2 separate regions of the Mus musculus genome follow, and region 2 is linked to region 1. A link is a loop called in an ENCODE intact Hi-C map of the cell type or tissue named here. Cell type or tissue: heart. All regions are shown on one strand. Links, peaks and the distances in the headings refer to the core of each region. The heading gives the core; the rest is flanking DNA.

Evidence for each region. Peaks named below come from ENCODE experiments on the same cell type or tissue, not always from the same donor. Only the 100,000 strongest peaks of a DNase experiment are listed, where the experiment ranks them.
Region 2: a loop joins it to region 1, with 2.7 times the contacts of the local background. A loop is called at or near these places in 3 of 42 quality-filtered maps.

What each region holds. Positions count from the first base shown.
Region 1 is chr9:71,702,722-71,718,900 of GRCm38, reverse strand. Cgnl1 (cingulin-like 1) reads left to right here. Exons shown (of 19, transcript NM_026599.5): 5 at 1,404-1,505; 6 at 2,345-2,493; 7 at 3,443-3,578; 8 at 13,541-13,753. Among named protein-coding and RNA genes, the nearest start is that of Gm51713, 55 kb to the left of the region's middle. In heart, for the core only: no CTCF peak of the experiment used is centred there; a DNase peak (open chromatin) is centred at 9,470; H3K4me3 peaks cover 366 bases; H3K27ac peaks cover 4,367 bases.
Region 2 is chr9:71,639,081-71,655,259 of GRCm38, reverse strand. Cgnl1 (cingulin-like 1) reads left to right here. Exons shown (of 19, transcript NM_026599.5): 11 at 3,874-4,026; 12 at 4,868-5,038; 13 at 9,607-9,768; 14 at 13,812-13,901. Among named protein-coding and RNA genes, the nearest start is that of Myzap, 55 kb to the right of the region's middle. In heart, for the core only: CTCF peaks have their summits at 8,996 (motif pointing left), 11,463 (motif pointing left) and 12,790 (motif pointing left); a DNase peak (open chromatin) is centred at 8,869; H3K27ac peaks cover 338 bases.

The sequences.
Region 1 (16,179 bases), core at 4,563-12,562:
TACACATGTCTCAGATGGTCCTATCTGCCACCAAAGGGCGATGAACTTTTTAGGCTTTGCTGAGGGTGGGTCTTGTTAGGTTTTACCTTCACTCCTATGGCATGACCTATAGTCCCTTCTCAGATGTCAAGTGAATGCCAAGACGTTAACCAGGCTTTGTCTATTTTGGCTGAGCTGGACTCCGTTGTCTCCGCAGCTCAGCATAACCTGAGGTGGTCGGTTGGCTTCTTTATCTCTTAGACCTTTTTTTCTGATGAACTTTTGGAATCTTGCCTTGTTTGCAATATAGTTTAGGAATCATCTAAGAAACCAAAAAGGTGTGTTTTTTAAAGTAGCCTTTTCTGTGGTGTTCTTACTTCTCTAATACCCTTATCCCAAGATTGATCTTTTGCTTATAATGTCTAATTTCTTTGATGCTTCTTAACTCAATGTGAGTTGCACAATCCTTTTGATTGGACTCGTTTTCCTCTTGAATTAAAGTAATAAATTATTCTCGTTGGTTGGTTTTATTTTGTGGCAATGGGGATTGAGCACGGGGCCTCAGGTATGCTAGGCAATTATATGTACTGCTGGGTTACATCCCCAGCCTTGTAAACTTGGTGTATTTTAACCTCGAAGTGGACTGAGTAGAAAGGACAGGAATTTCCCTTGCCCTGTTGTGATCCTCTGGTACACTTGTAAGCATGGGTAGATATTAGCACACATGATTATTATTTAAATCCCGCAGTTCACCCTGGGATTTGCTCTTGGTGGTGTATATTATATTGGAGAGAGAGAGAGAGTGTGTGCGTGTGTGTGTGGGTGTGTGTATGTGTGTGTACTTGTTCATGTGTGTGCACATACATGCAGAGGTCAGAGGTCGACATTGGAAGCTTTCTTCCACCTGGATTTTTTTTTCTCTCTCTCAAATCCCATCACTGGGAAGGCAGAGACAGAAAGACACCAAGGCTCACCCTAACCTATTTAGCTAGCCCCAGGCCAGTGAGAGACTATGGTTTGTTTGTTTGTTTGTTTGTTTGTTTTTAAAAGGTGCTTCAGAAACCACAGCTAAGGTTGTCCTTGGGTTTTCACAAGCACACACAAGCAGGAAGACGCATGTTCTACATTTAGTACCTTAATAGTTCATAACATGTCTGAAAGATGTCCAGTAAATCTACCCCTTCCCCAAGTGTGAGTCATGCTGGAAATCTGTGAAATAGTCCCTTGGACTGCGGTGAAAGGGTTAAAATCAGCTCTGAGGGGGCATCACAGTCAACTTTGGGGAGGGTTCTGAGAAGCCTGATGGAGTCTTAGGACGGTCAGGGCTGTCTCACGCATTCTACCCCCGTGTTATCGTGGGGGAGGAGAACTAAAGAAAAGCATCTCACGCATGTAACCGAGGATATCTTTGCAATTAATTGTAGGCTCCGAATTCTCCCTCTGAAGGCAACAGTCTATTGGATCAGAAGAACAAATTGATCCTAGAAGTGTCTGAACTACAGCAGCAACTGCAACTGGAGATGAAGGTAGCTGGCTTTTATATTTTTTCCCATTTCTGCCTTGGTAGCTAAAGGTTTGTTTTTTGTTTTGTTGTTGTTGTTTTGTTTGTTTTTGGTTTTTTGTTTTTTAAACACATTGAGGTGTCCAGGTGAGGTGAAAGTCATTTTCACCCGCTGAAAGAAGCATTCCTCTCATCCCAGAGCACATTCCTTTGGATCTGGTGGCTGCTGGCCCAAGAATTTTTTAAAGCAACAGCGCATACGGACACTGTTTGCTTTGAGCAAGTGAAATCCTGTTAGAGACAGGCAGTCTGATAGGAAACTTGTACTGTTCTTACATAAAGCATTTAAACTTAAGTGACGGAAACAGCAAAACGAGGTCTAGCTAGCTGTGTTTTGTTTTTATTTTAAAACTGTTCAATTCACTAAGTATGAATATTTCATATTCTTTCTGGAACTACTAAACCTTAACTCCATGGTTTGATTAAGTTGTTTAATAATGAAGGAACAAGGGTATGGATCCCATTAGTGCTCACAAGTGGGCTTCTGCGCTGGGGATGCATCTCATTGGGTAAAGTCCTTGCTTGGCACACATAAAACCCTGGTTTCCAGCCCCCGCGCCTCATAACCCAGGTCTGGTAGTGCGCCCCTGAACTCCCAGCACTTTCGAGGTGAAGGCAAAACGATCAAGAGTTCAAGATCAACCTTGACTACCTAGCCAGTTTGCTGTAAGCCTGGGCTATGAGAGACCCTGCCACAGACAGACAGACAGACAGACAGACAGACAGACCATGGAGATGTGGGTGGTGGTGTTTCAGTACCGATAGACAACAGAGATATTTTAAAATCACTCTGACTCCTGTTAGAACCAACAGAACATCAAGGAGGAGCGAGAAAGAATGAGAGAGGATTTAGAAGAGCTGCGAGTCCGGCACCAGAGCCAAGTGGAGGAGACGGCCACCCTGCAGAGACGGCTGGAGGAAAGTGAAGGCGAGCTGAGGAAGAGCTTGGAAGAGTGAGTGTCCGGCTGGAGCCCTGCCCCTTCCTGCCTTCTCAAGTCACGTGTTGCTAGAACCTTCTGTCCTTGTCACACCTCCCAGCCTTCTGAGTGTCAACACCACTCACCTCTTTTTCCTTTTTTCCCTCTTACAAAATTGTGCAGCTGGCTGTATAAGCAGGGAGGTTAATGACTAAATCCCGTTGTGTACCTCGAGTGTGCCTTATAAAGCTTCAGCCCCAACAGGGGATCTTCCGGCAGGCAGGCGAGTAAGAAGCGTGGGCTCTGAGAGGTGATCTGTGGTGACTGAGGTTTCTACTGGGAACCTTGAGTATGATAACTAAGAACTAAGGTTTCCAGAAGCCTAGGCCTAGCCTCCAAAATGAGCTAGCCTATAGGGCTTACAGTCTCTCCCAGTGTGAGCACTTTCTCCAGAACGGGCTGGTCTCTGTGAGACATCCTCACACTTATGCTCAGCCTGTGGAGAGGGTAAGTTGCTCCAAGGCTCTGCCATATTATCCTGTGAAACTCAGTGGCAAGAACTCTAAAATCGAGGTCTGGTTTCCTTTCTGGAAACAGCTTTGCAAACACACCCAAGAGATGTGCTTTCTAATCTCCTAGGTGCTCCTCGGTTTAATCAAGTTGACCACATTGACCATGAACTTGATGGTTCTCCTGCTTTATAGTACTGGATGGTTCTCCATGGGTTTTGACATTTCTTCATTTTCTGTGTCCTGATTCTAGTACGTCATGGTCTCTTTCTAGTAGAAAATGTCCCCGCAAGTCTGTCCCATTTTGTTTGTTTTGAGTTCTTATCTGACATCTTGGCCGACTTAGACTGTAGTCCTAAGGAAGCTTCTTGGGGCTACAGGTGACCATGTGATAGCCTGAAAGCCTGTGGTTAGACTAGGTGAAGGCTGAGGATCCCAGGAGCCTCTCTGACAGACCTCCTGTTGTCCCCTGCCAGGCTGTTCCAAGTGAAGATGGAGCGTGAACAGCACCAGACTGAGATCAGAGACCTGCAGGACCAGCTGTCGGAAATGCATGATGAGCTAGACAGCACCAAGCGATCCGAGGACAGGGAGAAGGGAGCCCTGATTGAGGTAAGGGAACTGTGGGCCAGGTGTCACTCTACCTGCTTTGAAGGGTGGGATTTCATGGGCTGGATGCTGTAAGCCATCTTCTCTTGTGTGCATTCGATCCACTGGTTTCTACATTTAGATTCTGTGAGGCCATCACTGTCTTAGGGAAACTTGCAACCGCACGGAAAAGTAGGAAGAGTGATATATTAAAGGCTGAGGAGTTGACTATCGCTAAAGGGTTGGCTGGGCAACCACGAGGACCTGAGATCAACCCCCAGAAACTATGTAACACCTTAACTGGACAGTTAATGCTAGTGTGGGTAGAAGAGATGGACAGATCTCTGAGCTGTGCTGGCCGGCCAGCCTAGCCTATTCTGTGAGCTCCTAGCCCAGAGGCCCTGTGTCAGAAAACAAGGTGACCCTGAGGAATGAGGTCAGAGGTGACTTCTGGCTACACCCTTCCCACCCCACAGGTATACACACTCATGTCCACACTCACTTATCACTCACACACATATAAACAGCCTTCCATACTCATAGATGTTCTCACACACATAAATGCACACTCTTCCACACTCATAGATGTTCTCACATACATGCTCACACATACACTCACACTCTCTTACACACTAACAGATGCTCTCATAGACACACACTCACATGCTCACACTCATAGCATATACTCACACATAGAGAACAGTACATTAGCACTCATCAGTTCTCAAAACAGACCAAGGAGTTGTCAATGTTTCAAATTAATTGTTCTGCTCACCTATTCATCTTTGAAGTAAATTACAGATAAGATTATATTTGACTCTTTTTAGAATCTACCAAACTTACTCCCGTAGTTCCAATACCATTATGGTAACTAATGTGTGTATGGCTTCTGTAGTAAGGGAATGGAGTCTGAATACCCAACCTTTGTTATCTCTGAATCTATTTAACAGTTGACTTAGTGAGTTCAGGGCCAGCCTGGGGTACATCAGCCCCTCCCTGAAACAGTTTTCCCTAAGGATAAATTCCCAGCGATGATGTCAGTGGAGAACTTATGCATTTTGGTGGCACTTCACCTCAGAGCCCAGAGGACAGAGGACAGACGCTCCTGTGCCCTGTGCTGACATGCCCTGGCTCCAGCCACCTCCGTTCTCTTCCTCCACTCCATCTTGCTCGTCTTTTGCCTGTCTCCCTTCAGCACAGCCAAGTACTGACTATCATCCTTGCTTCCTGAATTTCATTTGCAGCATGCTTCTGAATGACAAAGCAAAAGAAGAGTTTTCATGATTACTTTCAAGTGTTTCCATAGTTTTCTAAAATGAAGGAACTCTTAGATGAACTGCATGCTACTGTACTTGGGTGTTACTTTGAGCTAGGGTCTCATGTGGCCTTAAACTCACTGGGTACCTGAGGATGACCTTGGTTTCTGATCTTCTTGCCTCCACCTCTCAAGTGCAGGGATTGCGGGCGGGTACCGCCACCCCCACTTTATGCTGTGTTGAGGACTGAGCCCCTGGCTTCAATGCATGCTAGACAAGCCCTCTAGCAGCTGAGCCTCACTCCGAGCCCACGTCTTTAACTCCTATGCACACCCCCTCTGACGATGCTGAGCTTGATTTAATGATGGCTTTGTAGGCCCATTTGTTTTGGTCGGGATTGAGGACAGGGACTCTGGCTTTGGTGATGTGTGCTCAGGCCACAGCTGGAATGGGAACAGAGCACATCTCGACTTAAACGTTGTCCTGTAGTTGGGTTCCTAGCTGTCTGTCACACTCCTGACAAGACCTGTGCTGTCTGCAGGAGGGAGGTGGAGAAGTTGTTAGTATCTGTGTCTTGCGTGTTTGCCTTATTGTTCTCCTCTGACTTTTCAGCGACTTTTAAAATACGGTCTACAGTTTCCATAAAGAAGATCCCATATCCTAGTCACTTTCAATTTATTCTTTGTATCTTAATAAGAAGTAGACTGGAGAAATGTGATAACAGATTAGATGTGGGGCCAAGTTTTCCATGGCTTTTGACTGAGAACAGACCCTTAAGCACAATGAGTATGGAATCCACAGTGAGAACTGACTGAAAACTGTTGAGGCCTGGATGCTTGGTGAGCCTGTGTGGCAGCCCAGAGGTTTCATGGAACCTCTCTCCTTTCTTGCTATGGCACTGGAGGCTGGAGCCAAGTCCCTGTGCGCGATAGGCACATGCTGTGCCACTGGCTTCACCCCAGCCCAGAAATTCATCACTTTTTCTTAAATAGTATCAGGCAGGCTTCTACATGGAATCTGTAAAATAACATTGGTGGAGGAGGGGAGGGCAGCAGGAAATAGTCGGACATAGTGATGTGTGCCTTTGAGATAGAGGCACACACTTGGGAGATAGAGGCAGGTAGACTTTTATGAGTTAGAGGGTAGCCTGCCCTACAGAGTGAATTTCCAGAATAGTCAGAGCTACACAGTGAGACTTTGTCTCCAAAACAACAACAAAACAAAACAAACAAAAAACAAAAAAACAAACCAAAAAATCAAAAAAACCAAAAAAACTTCAAACAGTTTAAAGGAAAGCATAGTAGAGATGCTGTTTTGTTAGGCTAAGAGCTGATGAATAGGACACACACACACACACACACACACACAATAAAATATTTAAAATATAACTAGATCTATTGTTTGTAGAATTCCTAGGACTGTAAAGTTTTTCTTTCTTTCTTTCTTTCTTTCTTTCTTTCTTTCTTTCTTTCTTTCTTTCTTTTTTTTTTAAGTCAGGGTCTCTTTCCTGTAGTTCAACCTGGACTCAAATTTCCTAACTCATTACATAGCCAAGGTTGGCCTTGAACCCCTGATCTTCCTGCCCCTACCTTCTACATTTGAAGATTGTAGGGGTGCACCACTCTGCCTGTATTTGTTTTTGTTTATTTATTTTCATTTTTTAAAAACGTGAGACTGAGACTAGAAGCCAGCGTCTCATGCACAAAAGGCAAGAGTTCTGCCAAATGAACTACATCCTCGGCTCCCAGGAACTATGTGGGCTGGCTGGCTTTTAATTAAAAGGACTTTTAAAATTGTGTGTGCATGTGTGTGTGTGTGTGTGTGTGTGTGTGTGTGTGTGTGTACATGTACAAGTGCTCATGTGTGGGGGTCAAAAGATAACTTTTAGAAGTTGGTTCTCTCCTTCCACCTTGTGAGTCTCAGGGATTGAACTCAGACCACCAAACTTGGCGGCAAGCACCTCCACTTGCTGAGCCGGCCCATTGGCCCATGAGACCCATTTCTTAGCTGGAATACAAAAACAATCTTAGAACTAGTGTTTGGCCCTTTTTCTGTCCATTCAAGTGGCCTCAAGTCTAACATGCAACACCTGTCCAGGGGGTTTTCTGGTGGACAGATGTCATTGATGAGTCTGCAGAGCTGAGAGGTGGCCCTGTCCCATAGAGGCTGCTGTGTCTTGCTCCTGGCCTTCCGGGCCTTCAGCGTCTCTGAAATGCTCAGCTCCAAAACCTTGGAGAGAGTTGGAGCCTGGGCACTCCTAAAATAAACATACACTGTGATTCGTCTAACATTACCTGGATTCTAATACAAGTGGCTGAGCAATGCCGTGGCTCTCTCCAGCCACCTTGCACTTTCTAGGCCATTGGTTAAAGCAGTGGCTCTCCACCTTCCTAAAGCCGTGACCTTTAATACCGCTCCTCATGTTGTAGTGACCACCCCCCCATTATAAGATTATTTTCATTGCTACTTCATAACTGTAATTTGCTACTGTTATGAATTGTAATGTAAATATAGGATACAGGATGTTTGATATGTGACCCCTGTAAAAAGATTGTTCAAAGGGGTCATGACCCACAGAACTTGTCAGAACCAGAAAAAAAAAAATGACCGAATTCTGTTAGACTCCTACAATACAAAACCTTCTTCTACCCCAGCAATGGGCATGGGCCAGGCGTAGTTTTTTTCATTTTGGCTCACAGGACTGCGGTGGATGTGGGATGCAGTTCTCTGTGGTCAGGGCTTGCAGCTGGGGGTGGGGGGACATCCCAGTGCTCGTCTCTCAGCAGCCTGCTGTTAGGATCACTGCTACAGCAGATAGCAGCTTCCTACAGGATGCACTTCCTTTGTCTCCAGCTTCTTCCTTCCTGCGGTTTTAGGTCGTGGCTGAGTTTCTTTGCTTTAGTTTCAAGAGATGAAATCCCCCAGAGTCCCTTACCCGCAGTGCACCTTTCCAGCCTTTTCCAGCAGACAGCACTCTGTTGTACTGCTTGCATCTAACACTTAGGCCACACACAGTGTCAGTGTTCAGCTTTCTGGGTGGTTTGTGGTCAGGTCTGTGGTCACTCCATGGGGAAAAGAAGGCACTAGGTCCTGTCCAGGCCACGCCCTCTGCTCTAATGTTTATCAGCTGTGTGACCTGGGCATGATTGAGACAGATAGACAGGCAGCCATACAGCGAGAGCGATCGATCGATCGAGCAAGCGAGCAAGAGAGAGAGAGAGGCAGGAAGATATGAGAGACAGAGAAACAGATTGAATGAATGTGCGTGCATGCGTGTGTGTGTGTGTGTGTGTGTCTGTGTGTGCCTGTGTGTCTGTGTGTGTGTGAGTATACATGTGGGTTCAAGAGGAAAACCTCATTTCTCAAATGTCAGCCCTACCTTGATATCTGAGACAAATCTCAAAAGTTGCCAAGCAGGCCAACTAGGTTACCTATCTCTATCTCTGAAGCTGGGATTGAATACGCCTGCCACTCAGCCTGACTTCTTCTTCTTCTTCGTCTTCGTCTTCGTCTTCGTCTTTCTTCCTTCTTCCTTCTTTCCTTCTTCCTTCTTTCCTTCTTTCCTCTTTCCTCCTCCTCCTCCTCCTCCTTCTTCATCTTCATCTTCGTCTTCTTCTTCTTTTGTGGTTTTTCAAGACAGGGTTTCTCTGTAGCCCTGGCTGTCCTGGAACTCACTTTGTAGACCAGGTTGGCCTGGAACTCAGAAATCCACCTGCCTCTGCCTCCCAAGTGCTAGGATTAAAGGTATGTGCCACCATGCCCGGCTCTTTTTCTTCTTTTTTAAAGCAAGTACATTATTCTGGGGATTGAACTAGCGCCCTGAGCCGGCTCCCCATCCCCAGATGTGTGATGTCAGAGGATGAGTGTTAGCATCTCAGAGCTCCTGGCTTTCTACCTTTTGATCTTGATCTCTTTGAATAGTCTTTTTTAAAATTATTATTATTTTTAGAAATAATATTATTCTCATGCAATCAAGTGCCAGCTTTTTTAGATCTTCCCTTACTTGCCCTCCATATACACTAAATTTTTTGTTTTGTTTTGTTTATTTAAATTGCGTTTCTTTATTTTTATGGATGTGGGTATGGGCATGCCCTTGTCTTTGCCTGTGGTGTGGAGGTTAGAGGACAGCTTGTGGGAGGGAGTCAGTTCTCTGCTTCTAGCACTGAGTGCTGAGGGTCAGACTCTGCCCGGACTCGGAAGCTAGCACCTTTACCTGCTAAGCCATCTCACAGGCCCCACGGTAGGTGTGAAATGGCTGGTTCCTTGTCACATGGCCCCTCTTGACTGCATGAAGGTTTAGAAATTAGTGATTCTAAGTAGCCAGATTTCCCCTTGATTTCCTTGACTGTAGTCTCTAGAGAGGTACATTTCTCTCTACTGGATGCTTGTTTATAGTTTAAGTTTCTCCTAGTTACCACTTTCCTCTTTATTTGATATAATTAAGATTTCATGCATTGAAGTGAAGTTTTGGAAACTGTATGTGCCTATTGGTCTTCCTGCTGGAAACTACTGTGTGATATGGCAAGGTGTAATCTGATTGGATCCGTGCAGCATGGTCCACTTAAGTGACAACCGCAGATAACACCCAGTCTGTGTAGAATGGACTGCAAATTCTTGGTCTTCAACAGGCCTTGGCGGCAGCACAAACATAGATACGCCCCGCCCGAGATAAGGGTGGAAGAGGAACTGCTCTATCTAAGAACAACTGAAAAACGTGTGAGAGTAAAAGCAGGAAGGGGTGACTCTGAAGTTGCTGGCTGTAGGCGCCATCAAGTCTTAGAGAGATCGCCAGTGGCAACAGTGATGGGCGAGTTCCGCTTTTCAAAGAGAGATAGGTAGGGATAGCCAGGTGGCCCCTCATTCAGTGTTAGGATGAGGAATTCTCAGGTCTTAGGGATGGGTCTCTAGGTTGCATCAAAGCTCATCCTTGCCTGCTGGCAGGGCTAGAGCTCGGTCTGTGCTCTGGTCTCCCAACCCGCTTATCCAAAAGCAGCAGGTCTCAACCCTTTCACAGGGGGTCACAGATCAGATATCCTGCATACCAGATAATTACATTGCGACTGATTACAGCAAGCTTCCAGCTATGAAGTAGCAATGAAATAATTTTACTTCACCACATCATGAGAAATAAGGGTCACAGCATTAGGAAGACTGAGAACCACTGCTCCGGAGTAAAGGAGACTTCGCCTCCCAGTTGTTTTTAAATGAAAACTCATTCCTTTATATGCAAACCAGAAAAATACCTTAGGGTCAAAGATCTGGCTCAGTGGGTAAGGGTGCTTGCCTGGTAAGCCTGGCAACCTTAGGTCATGGAATGAATTTAAAGATGGAAGGAGAGGGCGATTCTACAAACTGCCCTCTGTAGCATGGCCACAGTACCTCTCTGACATACCACACGCACACAAACATATTCACACAAACACATGTATATCACATACACTCACACATACATCACACGTATATTACACACATCCAGACATATACATACATATATATCACACATCACATGTATATCACACATATATATCACACATACATCACACACATCACATGTAAATCATACATATATATCACACATACATCACTCACATACACATACACTGATACACATCTCATGCATCTCACACAAAGACAGTGATACAATTAATTTAAAAAATTGATACGACGACGATTTCTCCTCCCTTCACAGTGATATACCTCTCCGAATGGCAAGTAGCCTGTCCTCTCAGAGATCTTGGGGGCTCAGTGGCAGCTACTGCTCTGAGTCCCCAGGAGCTCAGGAGAAGAAACAGGGTATGTTTTTAGTCAGAAGGTAGGGAAGGGAGAAGTGAGAGAAAGAATCCTGGCCTCTTGAGACTCCAGCTGTTTGGGACAGGGTGACTCATTCACACCAGGAACAGACAGTGCTGCTGGTCGCTCTTGATCCAGCCACAACTGTCAAATAGCAGATCTCTATCTTCCCGGAAGCTTCTCTCTCTCACTACGGATTTAAGAGAGATGAGCACAGGCTGGGCATGTAGCTCATTTGGTAGAGTGCTTGCTTAACAGGCAATAAACCCGGGCTTCAATCCCCGCCACTGTATAAAACGGGTGTGCTGGCACATGCCTTTAATTCCAGTACCCAGGAGGCTGAGTCAGGAGGATCGGATGATGTTCAAGGTTTTGAGGCCAGCCTGGGATACATGAAACTTTGTCTGAAATAAATAAACTAAACAACCACAAAAGACAATGCACAATACACAGGTTGTGGGGTTAAGAGTGCAAACTAAGCCAGGCATGGTGGTGCACACCTTTAATCCCAGCACTTGGGAGGCAGAGGCAGGTGGATTTCTGAGTTCAAGGACAGCCTGGTCTACAAAGTGAGTTCCAGGACAGCCAGGGCTATACAGAGAAACCCTGTCTCAAAAAAACAAAACAAAACAAAACAAAACAAAAAAACAAAAACAAAGAGTGCAAACTGTGTCAGAGGAAGGGTGGAGGACTGTTCTAGAAGGGGATTGTGGGAAGACTTCTCAGAGGAGCCACATTGCTTCTTCAAAGAGTTTCCAAAAGGCAGAGGGACTGGGGCTGGGAGGAGAGGAGGTGGCAGCTCAGAGCCTGCCTCTGTGAGGCTGGCTGTGCCAATAGGTGGGTGCTCCAGCAAAGGGGATGAGGGGCTAAACTGCACAGAGGAGAGGAAGGGTCTAGATGTTGCAGAACTGACTTGATGCCTGTGAAGAACAGGGTGAGAGAACTCACAGTCACTGCCCTGCTCCTGCACTCGGGTGCTCCACAAACTGGTGGTCAAGGGGAGGAAGCAGAGACGGAGGGAGGCTCCTGCTAGATTCTCCTAAACTATAATCTTATTCCGAGGTTTGTGTGGACCAGGTGAAGCTCATGGCTGGCTGATTATCAGAGAGGTGGTGCAGGGAAAAGAGAGAGGCAATTTAAAACAACAGCAACAACAGTAGCAGCAGCAGCAACAACAACTATTGGGGGGAAAAGTCAAGGAGCTTGCTAAAGGAAAGGAAAGCAAACAAAACTGCACTCTTAGGGATATCTTGAGAGAGAAGCCAGACATGATCCTAGGGAGAAAGTGGCTGCCGGGAAGGAGTGTGCTGTCCTGTGCTTTCCAGAGAGAGGGGACTCTTAAGGATACAGGGGGAGGCTCCAACAGGAGTCCAGAGCATGGTACTAGGGAAGGACCAGGGAGATGAGGAGGTGTGATGGTTGTCAATGTGACAAACTTGGAATGACCTGGGAAAAGTCTCAATTGAGGAATCATGTCCAATCCCGTGGGCATGTGTGTGTGTGTGTGTGGGGGGGAGATTAAGCTTTGCTTGTTTTTTAATTAAGGTGGGGAGCTCTACCGTGGATGTGGGCAGCACTGTTTCATGGGCTGGGGGCTCTGAATTGTATGACCAAGAAAGTTAACTGAGAAAGCAGGCAAGCTGGCAGAAGGAAGGGAGGACCCTCTGTGACCTTGTCTTGGTAGGGGAGCCACAAAAGCCACAAAGCAGGTGATTAAGGAGTTGCGTGAAATGGTAAACAATCACACTTTGAGAAGTTTGGTGATGAAGGTGCCAGGTAGGCAAGAGTTGAGGAAATGGCAAGGAACCAGGGCTGAAAACGTGGGGCAGTGGACAGCTCTTCAGTGGGGTGCTTCAGGTGGAGGGGAGGCTTGGTGCCCAGTGAGGGGCTGAGGTGCCAGAGTCTGGGGCATCCAGGACAAAAGAAGGCGGAGCCTCTGGCAGAACATCCCTGGGCTTGAAGAATGTGGTTTGAAGCTGAACCTTTTGGCTTCAGTTTTGTGTCTCTTTGGGAGCTCTTGAGAATGAGAGAGGGAAACATGTGAAAGCTGTGCTCTACCCAGGCAAGGAAGATAGGAAAAGCTGTCCTGAGCACTAGGAGCAGGGATAGGCTCGGACCACGTGCAGCAACCTGAGAATGGGCAGCAGATGAGGCAGTGACCAAGCTCAGCCCTAGGGCAACAGTCCTGCATAAGGGCTATAGCAGGGATACTGAGCTGTGGGACAGATGCGAAATGAGTTACAAAGTCACATACGTCAGGCTGGGGATTCTCATTGGGTAGACTCCTTGTCTAGCATGTGCAAGGCCTGGGGCTTAACCCCCAGCACCACATCAGCCAGTTGTGGTGGTGCATGACTGTAATCCAGCAATCGGAAGATGGAGGAAGCAGGGGCCCCATGTCAGGGTCACCTTAGCTATGGAGCAAATCTGAGGCCAGCCTAGGCTACATGAGAACCTATCAAAACAAGAAACAAAATTCTCCCGAAGCAATGACAGTGAACTCAGTCATGCTAACTCTCAAAGAAGCTAAGACACAGGGGCTGGAGAGATGACTCAGTAGTTAAGAACACTGGCTGCTCTTCCAAAGGACCTGGGATCAATTCCCAGTACCCACACGGCGGTTCACAACTGTCTATAACTCCAGTTCCAAGGAAACTGAATCTTATACTATCACACAGACATACATTCAGACAAAACACGAAGGCACATACAATAAAAGGCAATCATTAAGAAAACAGAAAGAAACTGAGACTTAAGCTGCAAGGTAATGGTGGCTCTGAGAATTGTAAACTGTCCCCAGATCTGTGTGGTCTGGGAAGGAGAGCGTGGACAGGACAGGGTAGGTGGCCATACACCTGGTGGTCAATCTGGAGGGGCAATGCTGGCTACTGGCAAGATACCTGTCCTTCAGCTCTGCAATTGTCCTCCCTGTCCCCCCAGGAGCTCCTGCAAGCCAAGCAGGACCTTCAAGATCTGCTCATTGCCAAAGAGGAACAGGAAGATCTCTTGAGGAAGCGGGAGCGGGAGCTGACTGCCTTGAAGGGCGCCTTGAAGGAGGAGGTTTCCAGCCATGACCAGGAGATGGATAAGCTGAAGGAACAGTACGATGCTGAGCTGCAGGCCCTCAGGGAGAGTGTGGAGGAGGCAACCAAGGTGAGCCCACTACCCACAGAGGGTGCCAAGATGCAGCCAGATGAGAGGTTATGCCCACTCTCCCAGGCCAACTCCCCTAGGCTTTGTCACACCATGGCGATGAGCTCGTTGACAAGGGACACGTTGATGACTGAGCTCCTGTACTTTTTGAGTCTATCAGCTCAAGCGTCAATAAAGACTAAATGCTTTTTAAGGTGAGGTTTTAAGGCGTTGAATGGACTCAGCTTCTGCAGGCTTTGTGGAGTAGAAAGCTGTCCTCAAGCCCCAAGCCCTAACACACTGTGTGACTGTGCTCCTGCGCAGAATGGCGGATAGGACCTGGAGTTCTGGAACCCTTTGTCCCATCTCAGCTGCTTCCTCTGGGTTTTGCTCAGTGTTCCGTTAGATAATTCATGTCCTTTTCTCAGCGGAGTTGGAAGAGGGCTAATTGGCCAAATTGCCCCAACTCTTCCAAGATAAGTTTTCCCTTTAATTGAATTCTTGGCTCTTACGAATGGGTTGTAAATTGTGTGGAAGTCTTTTGGTGCAGAGTGCACGTTGGCCGTTGAAGGGGAAATGCTTTGAAAAAGTACTATGCTGTCTTTAGGGATAGAGAACTACAGAGTGTACATTTTTTAGTGCCTGAAACAAAGGGTCAAAGTTCTGGGGAGAGGACTCTTCATACCGTTCGGTCTGCAGGGATGACGGTGGCAGTTCCTCACCCCAACCCTGCTAAGCCCCGTGGTGGTTCACTGATTCTCAATGATGTCATGATAATTACTAATGACAAGAAGTGAAAGATAAGTTTGCTTGTTATTACAACAGGGAAGTCTGGGAAACTGCCTGCTTTGGGTTAGTATAACTCAGAGATACTTAAAAGGGCCTCTTGTTGGTTTGCCCTCCTGCCCTTGTGATTTGATTTTAATTTGAAGGGGACAGGTAGAACTGACTTAGTTGTCCCTTGAAGGCAAATGTCTGGGTTTTTTTTGTTGTTGTTGTTGTTTTGTTTTGTTTCTGTATCTTTGTATCTCGGCAACAGCCCAGTATCCCTGCTATCGATCTTCACATTCTCTTACTTTAACAGCTATAGGCTCAAGTGATTAGCCTTTGGAGCACACCATTGCTTTATCACCCTTAGGGCCTGCAGCAATACACAAGTTTAATGTGGAATATGCTGGGAGACCCATTTGGGGGTACTAGAGAGCAGTGTTTGTAGTTGTTGGACCAGAAGACAAATCAAACTTGTACCATGTGTAGAATGGAAACTCTTTAGTTGGAAGCTTCTGGGTCTGCTGGCATAGATGTGTAAGCGGGGAAGGGAAAGGCGGCAGGTGAGAGAACACGTCTTTGTTGTATGGAGTTGATTCAATACCCAGGGTATTGAATTGTGACTTTTCTGCTCATAGAGTACTTGTTTAAAAACCACTAATTCAGGAGTAATTAGGAGGAGAGATGAGTCTGCAGCTTAGAATACTTGTTCTTTTACAGGATCTGAGTTTAATTCCCCGCACACATATCTATGGCCCACAATCATCTGTAACTCCATCTCCAGGAAACCCAGTGCCACCTGTGACCCCCACAGGCATCTAGTGTGTGCTCCGTGCACATAGATACTTGAAGACAACATTCATACACACAAAATAAAACAGTAATTTCCAGTTGGTATTTGCCTGGCACACCACCATCCCAGACTGAAATTCAAGATTGTTTACATGGCAGGCAACAGAAGTGCCCTGGGGAAACCATTGTTAACCTCCTCATTTCTCTGCCCGTGAGGAATGACTGCCTCCCTCCCTCCCACTCCCTCGGCCTCCCCAGTATCCTCTCACCTGTGAACTGCCCATGCTCCCTCTGTGTCCCTGTCCCCATCCCGTTCTCCTACTCACAGATACACACCTAGGAGTCACTCACAACTTTGGGTTTCGACTGAACCTTGGGTTCCCATCATGCCCTGCTGTTTTGGACGTTCTCTTAGGTTGGCATCTTAAGCACGGGGGTGTTTTTATCTAGACCTTTTCTTTGTGGCGAGTTGGGAAGTGACAAACTCAAGCGCTTCTGAGGCCAAACAGGAAGCACCAATGAACGGAGCTGTTAATATAGTGATGGTGACAGTTGGGGCTGATGTGGAATGTGACAGGTTTCAGTGTGTGCTGTCTGCTCTGGCCGCCAGCTGCTTCTTTGGGTGTGTGCTGGGACATAATTTCCACTCCTCTCTCCCCTCTTCAGCTTGTCCTGAGTTTCCCTGACCATCCCCTCTTGAATTCAAGACTTCTCATTCTATACTTATTATTGTTATATAATGTTGTTATTATAATTATATATTATCTATAGCATATGTAACTGTATATTGTAATATATGTTACATATGTGTTGTTATATATACACACTACATACTGAGTCCAGTTAGTGTTCCCTGTGTACAAGTGTTTAGGGCTGACCCCTTAGAC
Region 2 (16,179 bases), core at 5,022-13,021, 64 kb after region 1:
GGTAGACATGGTCATGGGGCCTGTCCTTTCAGGGAGTGCCTTTCACCTGCATAGCCACCCTGAGTTTCAGATGGCCCATCTAGACTGGTGACTCAGAGGTAGGGGACAGTTGGTAATCTCCAGAGAGGTTTAAATTGTCACAGTGGGAAGATACTGCAGGTCTACTCTGAGCATCGTAGAAAGCACAGGCCAGCCCTACAACCATGAACTTTTCTGGTCTAAATGTCACTGTGCCAAGGCTGAGAGAAACCCTTGGTGGGAAAATTCTCGGCAGTTTTGCAGAGATAAAATACAAACTGTGTACGAAGGCTAGCAGGACTTGTCTCTCAGGTGGCATGGAGTGGCCTCTCTGCAGAAGCCAATTTCCCTTCTCCCTTGGGCAAACACATTCCATACCATGATGTCACTCCTTCAAAAACGGCTATGGAAAGAGGCAGGAAGAAGTCATTTCCTTGAGACCAGATAGCTATCTGTCTTCAAAACCAGGAGGTTCGTAGAAAACGAGATTTTCCCATTTGGATGTCAGGAAGATTATTCGAAGTCCACTGTAGTCAAAGCCAGCGTTAGATCTGTAAGTTGACCTTTGCACAGTGGCCTCAGTGTCCCTTCTTTCTGTCCTCCTCTCTCAGGTTTTTAAAATGCTGCCCAAATATCCTCGGGGTGAGTTTTGGGGAAGGTGACAGGCAAAGGGCTGGCTCCAGGAGGCTGTTGAGGTTTATGGTGGGGAACCCACTGGTTTGCAGGGTCTGGTGGGGGACAGCAAACAGGAAGTGAGTCAAACTTGGAGCCATGGTTCAGAGTTCTAAGTGCACAAGGCTGGTTTTCCTAAGTTCTCTCCTGTAGTGCTGAGCAGGAGTCACACTCAGACATCACAACACCTGGCTTTTCCTTGGGTGCTAGGGATCTGAGCTCAGATCCTCATGCCTGTACAGCAGGTACTGTACCCACTGAGCCAGGTCCCTGGGTCCCCTCTGCAGCTCCCTCTGGGAGCAATGTTGAGTGAGGCACTTGGAAGCCTCAGAGATGATGCTAACAATACAAACCCTAATAGTGGAATAAAATTTGCGTGTGCAGGGTGGGGTGGAGGGTGGGGAATCACCAGATAGGTGATTCTGAGAGCCAGAGTAGGTGGATCTACAATGGTGGCCTTGAGCTTGGGGATCATTACCTGTTAGTGGATGCAGAGCCTTTGACTACATGACTAAGATCAAAACCCAAGGTTCACTAAGCTCCCAGGGATGAAGGAGACAGGAGGAAGGTTCTCAGAGCCGTGAGAGCATAGTAACTACAGAGCAGCCTCAGAAGTGACGGGGCTTTCCCTGTCTGCTGTCTCAGCACACAGATGCCTCGGGGGAGGAGGGGATAAGCACCAAGAGCGTCTCTCTCTCTCTTTTAATATTTGTGAATATGCTACACTGTCACTGTCTTCAAACACAGAAGAGGGCATCTGATCCCTTTACAGATGGTCATGAGTCACCATGTGGTTGCTGGGAATTGAACTCAGGACCTCTGGAAGAACAGTCAGTGTTCTTAACTGCTAAGCCGACTCTCCAGCTCTAAAAGCCTTCTTTTAAGGAAAAAAAATATTTTAAAAATTAATAGCTATATGATACCTCTTATATCAGATTCAGCAAACAGCAGTAGGATATCCCTAAACATAGAATGCATATCCTAGCCTTTTCACGTGGAGTCACAGTGTTTGGAACAGATGGGAATCCATAAACTTGAATTTGAGCATTATCTCAGATAATCTTAAAATGTCCCTTAGAAATGCCACCTAGAAAAATGTTCTGTCTCCTCAGCTATCTAAGAAATGTGTTCTACACACACACACACACACACACACACACACACACACACGGGACATGGGGGTGGATTGAGAGAAAATTTTTCTAAAAAGTCACTGCTACAAAGACATGGCCCAAATTCATCCAAAATCAAGCAAGCTTGGGACCTTTGAAAGGTGGGTGTGGATGGGTGTAGAAATGTGTTGTTTGTGTGTGTGTTTGTGTATGTGTGTTTGTATATGTGTATGTGTGTGTGTGCATGCGCACATGTGTGTGCACGTGCCCATGCTGTCCCAGGGTCACACCACCACCACCATTGGCGAAGATGAAGAATTGGCTTGTGTGTATAGGACCACACAGGCATCTGTGGAAGCCAGAGGTTAACAGGGATATCTTCTTCTATTGCTTCCCACCTGTTGTGTTGTGTTGTGTTGTGTTGTGTTGTGTTGTGTTGTGTTTTGGTTTGGTTTGGTTTGAGACAGGGTTTTTCTCATGTAGCCTTGGCTGTCCTGGAACTAGCTTTGTCAACCAGGCCAGACTGAAACTCACTGAGCTCTGCCTCCTGAGCCTCCCGAGTGCTGGGATTAAAGGCATGCACCACCACTGCCAGCACTAGTATGGGTGGTGGAGGGTTTCAGGGGATGGGGGGAGGAGTAGCCACATTTTTGATATCTAGATCCTTAGAGTTTTTCCCACATGTTGGAATCAACCTCACTGATTTTAACAACTCCTCTTCTTTCTTTTCCTCCCCAACTCTAGAAAGTAAATTCCAAACAGAAACCTCAGGGTCTCACTCACTCTTGCTGCATGGCCAGCTATAGCTGTAGTGGGCTGATGGCCCTCACACTGGCATATCTTAGGGGTCTCTTGCTGTGAAGAGACACCAGGACCAAGGCCAGTCTTACAAAGACAAACATTTCATTGGGCTGGCTTGCAGTTTCAGAGTTCAGTCCATTATCACCATGGTGGGAAGCTTGGCAGCGTGCAGGCAGACGTGGTGCAGAAGGGGATTGTATGCTACACTGGGCATAGCTTAAGCATAGGAGATTCCAAAGCCTGCCCCCACAGTGACACACTACCTCCAACAAGGCCACACCTCCTGATAGTGCCACTCCCTAAGGGCCAAGCATTCAAACACATGAGTCTATGGGGGCCATACCTATTCCAACTCCCACACCTGAATATTTTTCTTTGCTCTCTTTTCCCTGACAGCTTTTGTTGGTCTTGGTTCCCTGTAGGGGCGAACTTCAGCAGCCTGGCAACGTTGGCTGCTGAAGCACACCCTGCCCTCCTGCTGTCCAAGTCCAGGAACCAGGAGACAACCCCAGATTTTCACTCCCTTGCTGTACACTTGGCAAACACACCTAGAGTATCCTCTGCAAACCCAGGGGAGCCTGGGACCACTTAGGGGTAGCTTCAAGATGCATGGGTAACCGCACGTGACAGCAGATTATAAACCGTTAAGCACTGTGTCCAAATGTCAACCATTTTTCTATGCAGCCTCTTGCAAGGACACAAGACGAGACAGGCATTAAGAGTTCCTGTGCCGGGTGGTGGCAGCGGTACATGCATTTAATCCTGGCACTTGGGAGGCAGAGGCAGGCAGATCTCTGAGTTTGAAGCCAGCTTGGTCTACAGAGTGATTTCCAAGACAGCCAGAGCTACACAGAGAAACTCTGTCTCAAGAAAAATAAATATATAAATAAATGAATTAAAAATAAATAAATAAAGTCCCTGTACTAGGCTGGAGATTGAGCTCAGCTGCTAGGGCGCTTGCCCAGTTGGTTTCGGTTGGTCTGCGAGATCGCTGTCCTGTTTTAAGGATAGACATTCAGATTGAGGAGTCTAGCCTAAACCCCACCAGCCATGTGGCTGCTCCGTGTACTCCCCCTCCCCCTCTGCTCTTATGGAGGCCGTTGGCGTTGGCTACGTCAGTTTGCCTTTTCAGTCCCTGATCCCTTGATTCCTTCCCCTTTGCCTAGAGGTGATGCGTTTCATTGTCTTTGTGGTATGAAGTTCCCCTGGCCACCTGTGGCAGAGGGTGACCAGGTCGGTGAGTGACACTGCTGAGTTTTTCCATCCGCAGAGAGAGCTGAGCCAGGTCTCCCAGGAGCAGAAGGAACTCCTGGAGAAACTCCGGGACGAGGCGGAGCAGAAGGAGCAGCTGCGAAAGCTGAAGAACGAGATGGAGAGCGAGCGGTGGCACCTGGACAAGACCATCGAGAAGCTGCAGAAGGAGGTGAGAGGGCAGGCAGCTGAGCAAAGGCAGGTGGGCCCGGGAGAGCCCAGCGCTTCCTCCTGCAAAGGCTCAGGAAACCCATCATCCCCCAAGCACAGATGCACTTGGATGGTGCCGAGACCCTGCAGCCATTCCCTGGACTCAGCGAAAACTCCAGATGCAAGAAACTTAGCTAAAAACATCAACACCAAACCCCTCAGGGCCCTGGGCACCTGGTCACTTGCTAACAATAAACAGAGCTGGCCTGGTGTAGACACACGCTTAACCAATGGTCCTTAAGCTTGAGTTGAGGCCTCTGGGCAGAGTCTGCATAGTCACGTCTCTCTGACATTCAGGAGTTCCAAAGGCAGTTCCTAAACTCTGACACTTCTGCCCCTCAGCTCACACTCTCAGGGAAAGGCACACACTGATGCTGCCGGGCTCCCTACCTTCTAGAAGTGCACACCGGAGGCTGCCATTTTCTGATACCTCCCCTGGGCCAGGCATTTTGCTAGTGACTTCTTCAGCTCTAACTAGAGTTCTCTCTGGGTTTTGTCTTAACTCTGGCAACCCCTCTGGAAGGTGGATGGGATTCATTGTTTCTAAAAGGGCAGGGCCAAGGTCCTCAGTGGCTAAGGCTACAGCTCAACCATGCACCGGTTAGGGAAGAGCAAAGTTCCGATCTCAGGGCTGTGTACCCAGCCCCTAGTCACTCTTCCATGCTGTCCCCAAGGCAGGGTTAAGCCAGACCCCACAGCCCAGACCTGGTGCTTGGCAGGGATGATTGGAGATGCTTTCCATGTCGGAATGGACTCCAGATGGAGCATGGCAGGGTCCCCTCATACCACGCCGCTTCCTCTAGATGGCCGACATTGCTGAGGCCTCCCGCACATCCTCTTTGGAGCTGCAGAAGCAGCTGGGCGAGTATAAGGAGAAGAACCGCCGGGAGCTTGCGGAAATGCAGACACAACTGAAGGAGAAATGCCTGGAAGTGGAAAAGGCCAGACTGGCAGCCTCGAAGATGCAGGATGAGGTAACGCCTACCTGCCGGGAAATCCTCTCCTTTATCTCTTCTGAGAGTCAGTCCTCCAGCTTGCTTTGCAAGGCTTCTGTTGAGGGGGCTGGGACAGGGGAATGCTTAAGGAAGCTTTGGGGCTTGTTTTGTCTCTGTTCTCTAGTGATTATATGTAGGTAGCATCCTAAGAGGCAAAACTCCCACTGACACACAAGCGAAACAGGAACAGCTTTAACTGGGCCACGTTCTGGTTCGGTCCAAAGTTTTCTGCTTGAAAAGTTGAATCACCTTTTATGAGCAATGACATTGTGTCGATCTGTGTCCAAACATGTCATTCGCCTCCGTGCCTTCTATCATCCCTAGAACAAGATGGCAGGAAGTGATGAGGTTTTTTTTTTTTTAACAACTTTTTCTTTTTAAGATGACTAGGTTATTTTAACAGCCATTTTGTTTGGTTGGTTATGTGTGTATGCATGTTTCCACATGAGTGTGTCTGTTTGCATCCACGTATGTGCTGGTGCCCACGGAGAACAAAAGAGGTTGTTGATTTTTTGGAAGAGGAGTTGCAGGTGTTTGTGGGCTCCCTGATGTAGGGGCTGGGATCCAAACTCTGGCCCTCACGATTGAGAAGCAAAGGCTCTCAAGTCAAGAGCCATCTCTGCAGTCCTGACAATGGTCTCTTGACTTCTATTGGGTTAGATAAGAATCCGATAGCCATTGTAAAATAAACTAAGGACTGGGCATGTGGCTTTGTGGGGTCTAGCCTTGGTTCAGTCTCAGGAGTTTACGAATACTGACATAATTAAAACGTATTATTTTTGTTTTTTTATTATTTATCATTGCGGGCGTGTGATGTGTGTATGTGAAGATGTAAGTGAATGCGTGGAGCTCAGGGGATAACTCTGTGGAGTTGGTTTCTCTTCCCTTTCCGAGGGTTTGGGGCTCAAGCTGAGATTGTCAGGCTGGCGCGGCAAGCACCTTACCTGCTGAGCCTGCTTGGCTGCCCTAAGACACACTCTTGGCTTTATACTTAAGAATAATAGAGAAAAGAAATGCAGTGATTGCATTCTTGAGCTAGGAAGAGAAAAGTTAATGGGGACGTTGGGTGTTGGAGGCTGGGAAGCTCCATGACTACCCATTTCTGTCTGTCTGTCTGTCTGTCTGTCTGTCTGTCTGTTGTCTCCCGTGTCAGTTCTGCCCCATGCTCCCAAGTGCTAGGATCATAGGCGTGCACCCTCACTCCTGGCTGTGAGTCTAGCCTGTGCCAACTGACGGCAAGCAAGCGGTCTCAGCAGTCTCAGCATCGCCTTCTGCAAACCATTAGTAGCTTAATGCTAAACACGATAATGCAATGGTATAGTGGAGGCACCTAGGTTCTGGACATCGATACACACTGCAGTGCTCTTTCTTTCTTAACTCCACACCCCACCCCAGCCTCCAGTGCGAAGAGCCCACAGATTCCGCAGGAAAACAAGTTTTAAGGAAAACAAAAAAGAACCAAACTTTTAATTTCTTTGATGATCAAAGGAAGGTTTTCCCCTGAGTCAGTGCTGAACCCATCAAAGAACAATGGGTATTTATTACAGATTTCCAGAACAGTTCTGAGAGAGCCCTGATAACGCATCCCCTATGCCCCAGGGTTATGTGATACAGGGTTCCAAGAAAACAGACTCTGGCACGCTGACATCACCGCTCTCTTTGCTGTGAAAAGAATATTCTTTTCATTTTTAGAGCAGACGGATGGAAGGGCTCAGACATTTGCCAGAACACATCAAATACCTGGTCTGTTTTAACTTCAAAAGGCCACTGTGTCACTGTGACCCTAAACAGGGATCCACATGGCTATTTGTATAAACATTTTGAGGCTGGACACTTCAGTGGAGAAGGAAGCATGAAGATCCTCTTCACAGATAAGGAAGCAGATGCGGTAGGGCCAGACGCTACCATTCTGCCTGTGGTGTGAGACACCCGGGTCAGGTGAGGGTGGCCTTTGACCTTTAGGAGGTAAGGCTTAGAGTTCGTCTTTAGTTCATTTACTTAATCCTGCTAACAACTTAAAGGTGGTACTGACAGGTTAAAAAGGTATTTGCTTACTGGCATTTTTATTAGTAGATAAAATAATTTATACGACAATTTATTATCGTATTAACAAATTATCTGCTAATTTATTAGCAGGTTGATTCATTTATACGGTAGTGGGTCTCGTTACGACATCTCACATGTGGATCTCCTGTCTCTTGATCCTGTTCACCTCAGCACCCTCTCTGGTCTCCTCACTCCTGCTGATCCCCTTTGCCCATCTGGCCCTCCCACTTTCCCGTTGGTGTTGGTCCCTGTCACGTTAAGGTTGCTCTTAGGAGCCTGGACAACTCAACAGCAGCTACACCACTGAAGAAAAGCTGTTGTTCTCTCCATGAACAACAATTAGCTGACTTTTAAATCCTCAGGGAGGGGCGGGGCCGTGTGAGCTCCTCCAGCTCTGTGATGGAAGGTTGGTCGCTCAGTCTCGTCCCAGCTGCTTAGTGCAACGACTGCGCCTTGCTGTGACAGTGCTCCAAAGCATGGCACCCCTTCCCTGTCTCATCCATTTTTTCTGTCTCTTCTGTGATACCCCTGGGATGGGGTAAGACAGGTGTCCCCTTTAGGGCTTTCTGTCTTGCTTATTATTATCTGAGAGCAAGTTACTCTTGGACACTCTGTGGGGAACATTCCTTACCTCAAATGCTTGGTGCTAGGAGTATTTCTGATCTCAGAGATCTTGAAGTTATTTGTGGAGATTTTTACTTGTTTGCCATTTCCAATCTCAAAATCCACAATGCAGAATGTTTTAGCTTTGGATTCGGAGTCAAATGCTCCAAAGTTTTGTCTTTTTTTTAAGGATTTATTTTATGAATATAATTATTTTTCCTACATGTATATTCTTGCACCACATGTGAGCCTGGTACCTAGAGATGCCAGGAGGAGGGAGGCATCGGATCTCCTGGAACTGGAGTCACTGATGGTTGTGAGCTGCCGTGTGGGTACCAGGAGCCAAACTCATGGTTTTAACCACTGATCAGTTTCTCTCCAGCCCTGCATTTTGGGCTTTGGAACTGGGGGTGATCAGGCGTGCTAACTGTTCTCTCTGAGTTACTGAGTGCTCTTGGGAGGGCACTTAAAGGTGTTAGGAGATGGATCCCCAGCCCCTGCTAAGTGGAGGTGGTGGCAGGGGGTAAAGGAAGAGAAAGAGGAAGAGGAAGAGGAGGAGGAGGAGGAGGAGTTGGTGGTGGTGGTGGTGGTGGTAGCAGTATGGTAGGTATTAGGAGAGGTGTGCATGGTGTTTCAGAGGATGCCAAGAAGGAAATTGTTTATTTGATTAGCATTCTTTGTGATCACTAATTTTGGGTAGCATCTAATTCTCAGATAAAGTACATTTTAACATTTTCCCTATGTTGCAATGGGGACATTGACACTCAGAGAAACGTAGTGTTTCTCTGCAGTGAGTGGTGTATCAGGTCCAGAGAGCACCCCATTTTGTGCTCTCTGTGGATGACTGCCCTGTGCTCTCTCTGTTTCACTCACCATTGATGCCCAAACCAGACCAGGGCCTGTGTCTAGAAGTCATTTTCTCCCAAGTGGGACTGTGCTAGAAGTGGCTGGGGCTCCCCATTGTACTGGAAACGAGCATCTTCATCTCCGTCAGAATGCAGTGCTGGACTGGGGTCTTCTTATGCTAGCCTGATCCTTCAGAGCTTCCCCGGCTTTTCTGTGGACTCCCGCAAGGAATAAACCTCTGTGGTGTTCCGTTGTTAGCTCTGTGTCTACTCCAGGAGGGTTTGACATTGGCAACCAAAGAGCTAGGGTTGAGCCTCATTGAATCAGCAAGCCAGGTTGATTTTGGCATTTCCCTTGCTAGTGTCATGGCCTGGCTCCTGAGACTCAAACTGTTGTTGTACATTCTTCAAAACTATTATATGAGCGCCACCTTGTGGATGAAAAGAGCACTGTCGTTATGGGTGACCATTTTTTTCTACACAGCAATGGTTGTTACCAAATGAGTATGATTTTGTTCTTGGATTTTGTGCCTGCAGTTGCTTAGAGATCATTAATTTAGTTTTTATTTTAAAACGTTAAACCTCTCTTAAGACAGTGCTGATACAAGAACGCTTAGCTACTTAAGTGACTGTCAAGTGGCTTTGACCACAGCCCACCTAATGACACGTCCATCCATCCAAATATGTTAATATATAATACAAAAACACCACAGTGCTTGTTCATACTTTATTGTGTGTGTTCTATGTAGTTAAAATACTAGTCCACACCTAATCAATTGACTTTATAACCCAACAGTGTACTTCTTACAAAGGAAAACCACTCTTTTTATAACATGGGAAATTGAAGTCTAGAGAGAGGTGGGGTTTGCCCCTCTTTGCTTTGGGATGGGCCTGTGCGCTCTGTTTTCTGGCCTCCTTGAGCAAGACATGCACATGGTATGCAAACCTGTATGCAGGCATGTGTTCTCTATCATTGCCAGAGCTATCCAATATCATTTCAATTCCTTGCCATTCCCACTGCCCAAGGGACCTTCACACACGCTCTCCTTCTAGTTACGCCTCAAGGAGGAAGAGTTGCAGGACTACCAGCGAGCTGAGGAGGAGGCGCTCACAAAACGGCAGCTTCTGGAGCAGTCGCTGAAGGACCTGGAGTATGAGCTGGAGGCCAAGAGCCACCTCAAGGATGACCGCAGCCGACTCATCAAGCAGATGGAGGTGTGTGGGTACCCGGGCTGGAGCCAGGCTGAGGGCACCTAGGGGGCGGGAGCCAGGCTGTGGGCACCTAGGGGTTGGGAGCCAGGCTGTGGGTACCCGGGCTGGAGCCAGGCTGAGGGCACCTAGGGGGCGGGAGCCAGGCTGTGGGTACCCGGACTGGAGCCAGGCTGAGGAGAACACGTCTGGGCCACCAGGGGGATATAGGAAGCCTTGGGCTTTCACTCTTTCTAGCTTGATGTAATCAAGACCCTTTCTTTGGAGTGGGGGGCAGCTTATCATGTTGTAGAGAGTTACGCAGGAAGGAATTGATCTGTGATTTAGCCTAATGGCTTCATTGCTTTGAAGAGGATATAAGTTATTCCCCAAAGAAATTAGCTGATGGTGTTGTGTCCCTTAAGTAATGGTTCCCCTACAAAGGCTCCAAGACTGCCAACTGTCCAGTCAGGTTCCACACTGTGCCGTAGACCCCAAACCACCCTGCACATCGGGGACCACTGACCAAACCACAGAGTCCAGTCTCATTCCTGGCCCATCTTCCTGAGTGTGTATGTATCATTGCCAGAGTTATCAGCAAACTGTGGTCCAATTCATTGCCATTTCCCAGTCCCAAGATAGTCTGTCTGCAACTGCCCAAAGCAGTTACCAGCTGGGGGTGAGTATTTACAAGCCTAATACTCAACACTTGAGAGAAACCCACACAAAGAAATACCAGGACTTCTGAGATGACAGGAAAACCTGAATTGCTAAAGAGGAATAATTTGTGAGAGTGGAATGACCCTAAACCAGAAACACACATGTGTTCTGCTCTCCAGTGGAATTCAGAGAGTAACAGAGAGACTGAGTTTGATAAAAGACGGGCCTGGTGCTCAAGGCCAGCAAAGAAGGCTTAAACTCAAAAATCAATGAATTCCTCATTCAGCTTTGTATATAAGCAGAAATAGCTTTTAAAACCTCCAGGGTGCTTTGCAGTTTGTATCTAGGAGTGAAGTTTGAACTGGTGGAGATTTTATGAGATAGGCCTCTCTCAGACCAGAGAAAACTGATGGCAGTTTTATTGCTTTGTTTATGGGGTTGCCATATTTTTTTAGTATCTTACTCCTGATCTCTTTAGGGAGTCATTTTTGGATAAGCTAAGGTCAACCTAGTTAACTAGAAATGGATCATTCTAGGGCCTAAACAACCTGGTCAAAGGCAACTGGATGAGCTACGGAGATGGCTCATTGTAAAATATATGCCGTATAAGCCTGAGGACCTCTGTTCAGACCCCTAGTGCACATGCAAAACAGAGATCATGCCAGTGGGCATCTGTAATCACAGTGCCAGAGAGGCAGAGATAGGAGGGTCCCTGGGGCTGGCCAGGTCGTTCCTAGACAGAGAGTGAGTGAGGAAGACACCAGGTATGCGCACGCGCGTGCGTGCGCGCGCGCGCGCGCACACACACACACACACACACAAACGTCAAGTGGAAACCAATCAAGTAGCAAACAAAGACCCTTGGTATGATAGGCCCTGGCTTAGACCTCAGATATTGTCTGGACAGTATGGATTGGGAGCAGGAAAAAGAGCCTAAGTGATTTGGGGCTCAGCAGTTAAGAGCACACAATACTCTTACAGAGGACCCAAGTTCAGTTCTACCCCGTGGCCAGTTCAGAGTTTCCTGCAACTCCAACTCCAGGAGATCCAATGAGCGCCCTCTTCTGGCCTCTGCTGACACCTGCACTCACACGCACATTCCCTCACCCAGATGACTAAAAAGAAAGAAATGGATCTTTAAAGATAAGTGATTTGGGGCTGGAGAAATGGCTCAGTGGTTAAGAACACCGACTGCTCTTCCTAAGGTCCAGAGTTCAAATCCCAGCAACCACATGGTGGCTCACAACCACCTGTAATGAGATCTGACGCCCTCTTCTGGTGCATCTGAAGACAGCTACAGTGTACTCACATATAATAAAATAAAAATAAAAAAAAAAAAAGATAAGTGATTTGAGCTGAAATCAGATTGAGTTGTCAGATTATCTCCTTTGAGGCCAGAATATTCAGACTAACAAGTTATTTCCTTTGGGTCACTGAAGGTCTTGAAGTAGTGGTGCAGCCAAACACCACTGCAGGCGGTGTTTCTGCACTTTTGTTCTTCAGTTCTGGCCTCGGGGCTCCTGCCATCATGGAAGGCATCTGAGAGGTGTTGCTCTCAGAGGTGGCAGGGCCGTACGACTTGTGCCTTTTCCATTCCTTCACTGAGACGTAGCTAATGCTCAGGTCTCAGGCGCTCCCCACAGGAACAGTTTCTGTAAATTCAGCTGCAGGTGGTTGAAGTTCTGTAGATATTTTGCAATTTCTGAGTATTCTGCATGGATGGGCAACTTCAAACAGCAGCTGGCCATGCCCTGAGTAGTTTCTGGGACTTTCTACTCCTAAGGGAGAGCTTTTGGGTTTCTTTAGTTTTTTTGTTGTTTGTTTAGATTTATTATGTATATAGCATTCTGCCTGCGTGTATGTCTGCAGGCCAGAAGAGGGCACCAGGTCTCACTATAGGTGGTTTGAACTGGGGACCTCTGGAAGAACAGTGCTCTTAACCTCTGAGCCATCTCTCCAGCCCTCTTACTGTGTATATGTGCATGTGTGTGGAGGATGGAAGACACTTTGTAGAGTCAGCTCTCCATTTTCACATGGGTCCTGGAGTCTGAACTCTAGCCTCCGTCTTCACAATAAGTATATTTACCTGGTCAGCCATCTCAGTGGTCCTCCCGGGAGGCTTTGCTCACCACTTGATATAGCCGTTCGTTCACAGACAGTTCATCAGTCACACAAAGAGCTTCGTTTCTGTTGTTTACAAAGCTACCCATGGTTGTCAGTCAATTCTGGCAATTCGTAGTTTATACTTACACACAGGTCTTGGTTTTAAAAAGCATCTGTCAGGGCGAGAGAGATGGCTCAGTGGTTAGGAATGAGCTGCTGCTCTTCCAGAGATCCATAGGGTGGCATACCTGTAACTCCAGTCCAAGGAAATCTGCCGCCCTCTTCTGGCTTCCATAGGCACTGCACACATGTGGTGCACAGACATGCATGCAGACAAAACACTTGCATACATAACATAAAACAGAATGAAAACATTGTTTTAGAAATACACATTTCATGACCAGGTTTACCCAGACCTATGAAAAATCTACTGGAGGCAGAAGAAACCCAGGCTCAAGTCCCCCCAGCACTCTGAGTGGAGGAACCTCTTTCTCATTCATAAAACTACTTGGAAGTGCTTCTCTCTAAACTTCCAGTGACATTTAATAGAGTCCAGAGGGACAGGCTGTCACTACTCTGTGATGGTGAATTTACCAGAATTGGCCCCCACTGTCCTGTGCAATCCAGTGTGGACTTGCGGGTGTCCACTGCTGAGTTCATGGGCACTGTAGAGAGGAGGCAGGTCAATAGCATGTGTCTGCGCTCACAGGAGTGAGCCCTTGAGTCTGAGGTATTTGTAGACATGTCCAGGATGGCTTCCCACCCTATATGTTGACTTTAGTAGGGGCCGGTTTAAGACATGTCCTAACATATCCTTAGTGGGTTTGTTTTGTTCATCAGGGCTTAGGGTAGCGCTTTTCTCCTTTAGTTTATTTTCTGCATGCCCAGTTATACCACAAAAGCAACAAAACATGTTTTTAAAATACCTGCTTTGGACACTATAAGAAATGATACGTATAAAGGCTGGGGGTGTCGCTCAGCTAGTAGAGCACTGGCCTAGCAAGCGTGAAGCTCTGGGTTCAATCTCAAACACTGAAGACACCGGCTCGATCTTGTGACTCCAGCACTTGGGAAGTGCAGGAAGATCAGAGGTTCAAGGTGACCGTGGACTACATAGCAGGTTTGAGGCTACTCTGGGGTATGTGAGACCCTTTAGGAAGAAGGAAAGGGAAGGAGAGAGGAAAAGAGATAGATGCCTTATGTTCCCAAGCTCTAACAATACTCAGCTCTCATTTGCTCTTGGGGTTTCTGTCCATGAAACGCAGGTCAGTCTAACTTAAGTAACGGTTCGTGGTTTCCTTTCTCAGGACAAGGTGTCCCAATTGGAGATTGAATTGGAAGAAGAAAGAACCAACGCTGACTTGCTGTCGGAGAGGATCACGTGGAGCAGGGAACAGGTACGAGGGGGTGGTCGGAGGTTGAGTGTGTGCGTGGTACTGTGGGGAAAGGAAGCATGCGAGGCTGAGGACTCAGAGCAAGGAGGAGACAGTCTTCCTCACGGAGCACAAGGAGAGATTCTGTAGTCTTTGCCATTGTAAGCCACTGGGAGGGAAGGGATCAGAAACATGAGGGAATTTCCTAGAGCGGAGGCAGGAAACGATGTGTTAGCTGCAGTAGGCCAAGAGCTTAGCGTCATCTTTTCAACTCAGGGTGACTAGGCTGGAGGTTTGGGGCTGAAGGGTTGTCATCACTAGGCTGGCAGTCCCTGATCAGAGGGGAAGATGAAGGTCACTGGCTCCTTTGCCACTCCTGCTTCTGATGTACACAGGTTTCCTTGGGAAGTGAGAGCAGGGACTTTAAGCCAGGCTACTGGGCTCTGGTTCTGTGTTGGTTCCCAAGCTGTACTTGTGGTGGGGTAGCATTCAGAAGCCCAGGGAGCAGAGGTTTAGAGAGAGATTTTCCAGAACGCCAGGACACAGATGGACAGCTCAACCTTGACATTGGCTCTCCAAAGTTCTTACTGTGTTTTCTAAGTTCTCTTACTGGACTCAGAGCTGTTTTGTTAGGGGTTCCTGCCAGGTTGGCTAAGCAGCTGTGTTACTCCAGGGCATTCCAAGGTCTGCTAAGCATGCATAATGAGAGAAATGCCGGTGGATTTGTTTTGTCCATGTTCCCTGTGATATAAGCACAGTGGGAGAAATGGTAAGAACTGTCACTTTATTAATAGTCCAGGCAGTTAAAACCAGTTTCCAGTTCCATCACGTATACACAAGAGAAAACACAGCCATGCTGAACCAGAACACAGTACCTCCACTGGGTCAGCCACTGGCCCAGAACTGTGGGGTATCTGGTCCCACAGTGCCTTTGGCCTTTTCCTCTCTCTGAGCATTCATTCGAGTCATGGGATGCAACTGCTTGCCTCAGTGGTCAATGCTGAAAATTTTCCACTGAGCCAAACACTTGAGGTTCACGCTGGAGGAGATAAAGACTCTGGACTGGGGGCTGCTGTGAAGGGCACTCACAGGCAGTCCCAGGCCTGCTCCTCAGTTGCCTCCCATGGAACTCTGGGAAATTCCCAGAATAATTAAGTCTGGAGATGTAGCTCAGTTTGTAGGGTACCTGCCCATCACACACAGAGTCCTGGGTTCAATCCCCGGCACTGCATAAACTGGCATGGTACTGCATGGCTGTGATCCTAAGAAGTGAAGGCAAGAGGATCAGAAGTTCAAGGCCATCCACCCTTGGCCAAATAGTGAGTTCTAGGCCAGCCTGAGACCCTTTCCCACAAATAAACAAAAGCTATTTATGTAGAAGGGTTTGAAGGTGTCCCCTCTCCCAACCTGCCACCACTAGCTCTATTATCCATTATTCATTATCTATTAGCCATTGTCATATTGCCATTTCTGGGAGGTAGAGAAATGAAAGTAGGTACATGCTTGCTGTAAATGGAGAAAATGAAAATCAAGTTCAAATTGATATAGAAACTGATGAGAAACAAAACCAAAGTTCCAAGATTGACTGATGCTGCTTCTACTTCCTTCCTTCCTTCCTTCCTTCTTTCCTTCCTTCCTTCCTTCCTTCCTTCCTTCCTTCCTTCCTTCCTTCCTTCCTTCCTTGGTTTTTGGTGATAGGTCTTGCTATGAAGCCCAACTAGCCTCAACCTCTCTATCCTCCTGCCTCAGCCTCTGAGTGCTGGGGTTACAGGTGTGTGCTACTACAGCTGGTGAGTGACCCCTGTAGATGGAGATCTCTGACCTCTTCAGGCCCTCGATGCCTCCTGATTAGAGAGAGATATTTGAGGGGAAAGTCCCACTTCACCAACAATCCTTTATCTCAAAGTCTGACTTTCTGCCTTTAAAATTAAAGGGCATGTAGAGAGGGCTTTGGGGACAGACAGACAGGCCCTGGTCAGTGGGAACTGTCCAAGGCCATGTACCTATGGCACCCTGTCAGATCACAGCAAGAAGAGGGACTCTTAGAAGCTGAACCCCTTTCTCCTCTCATCAGTTTTCACCAACTGACACCCTAACAAAGGCGGAGACTAAAGGACAGAAAGCGGCACAGGTCACCTTGAATCCTATGAACCGTGGACTCCCAGTGAGTGCAGCTGGGCACTGAGAAGAGAAAGCACGGGGAAAGAATTTAAAACAAAAACAGAAACAGCTCTTGCTTTCTTTTAAAAGTTAAAGTTTTCTGTTCTCTGTTTAAGACTGGGCATTTCTAAGTTCTGAGTCC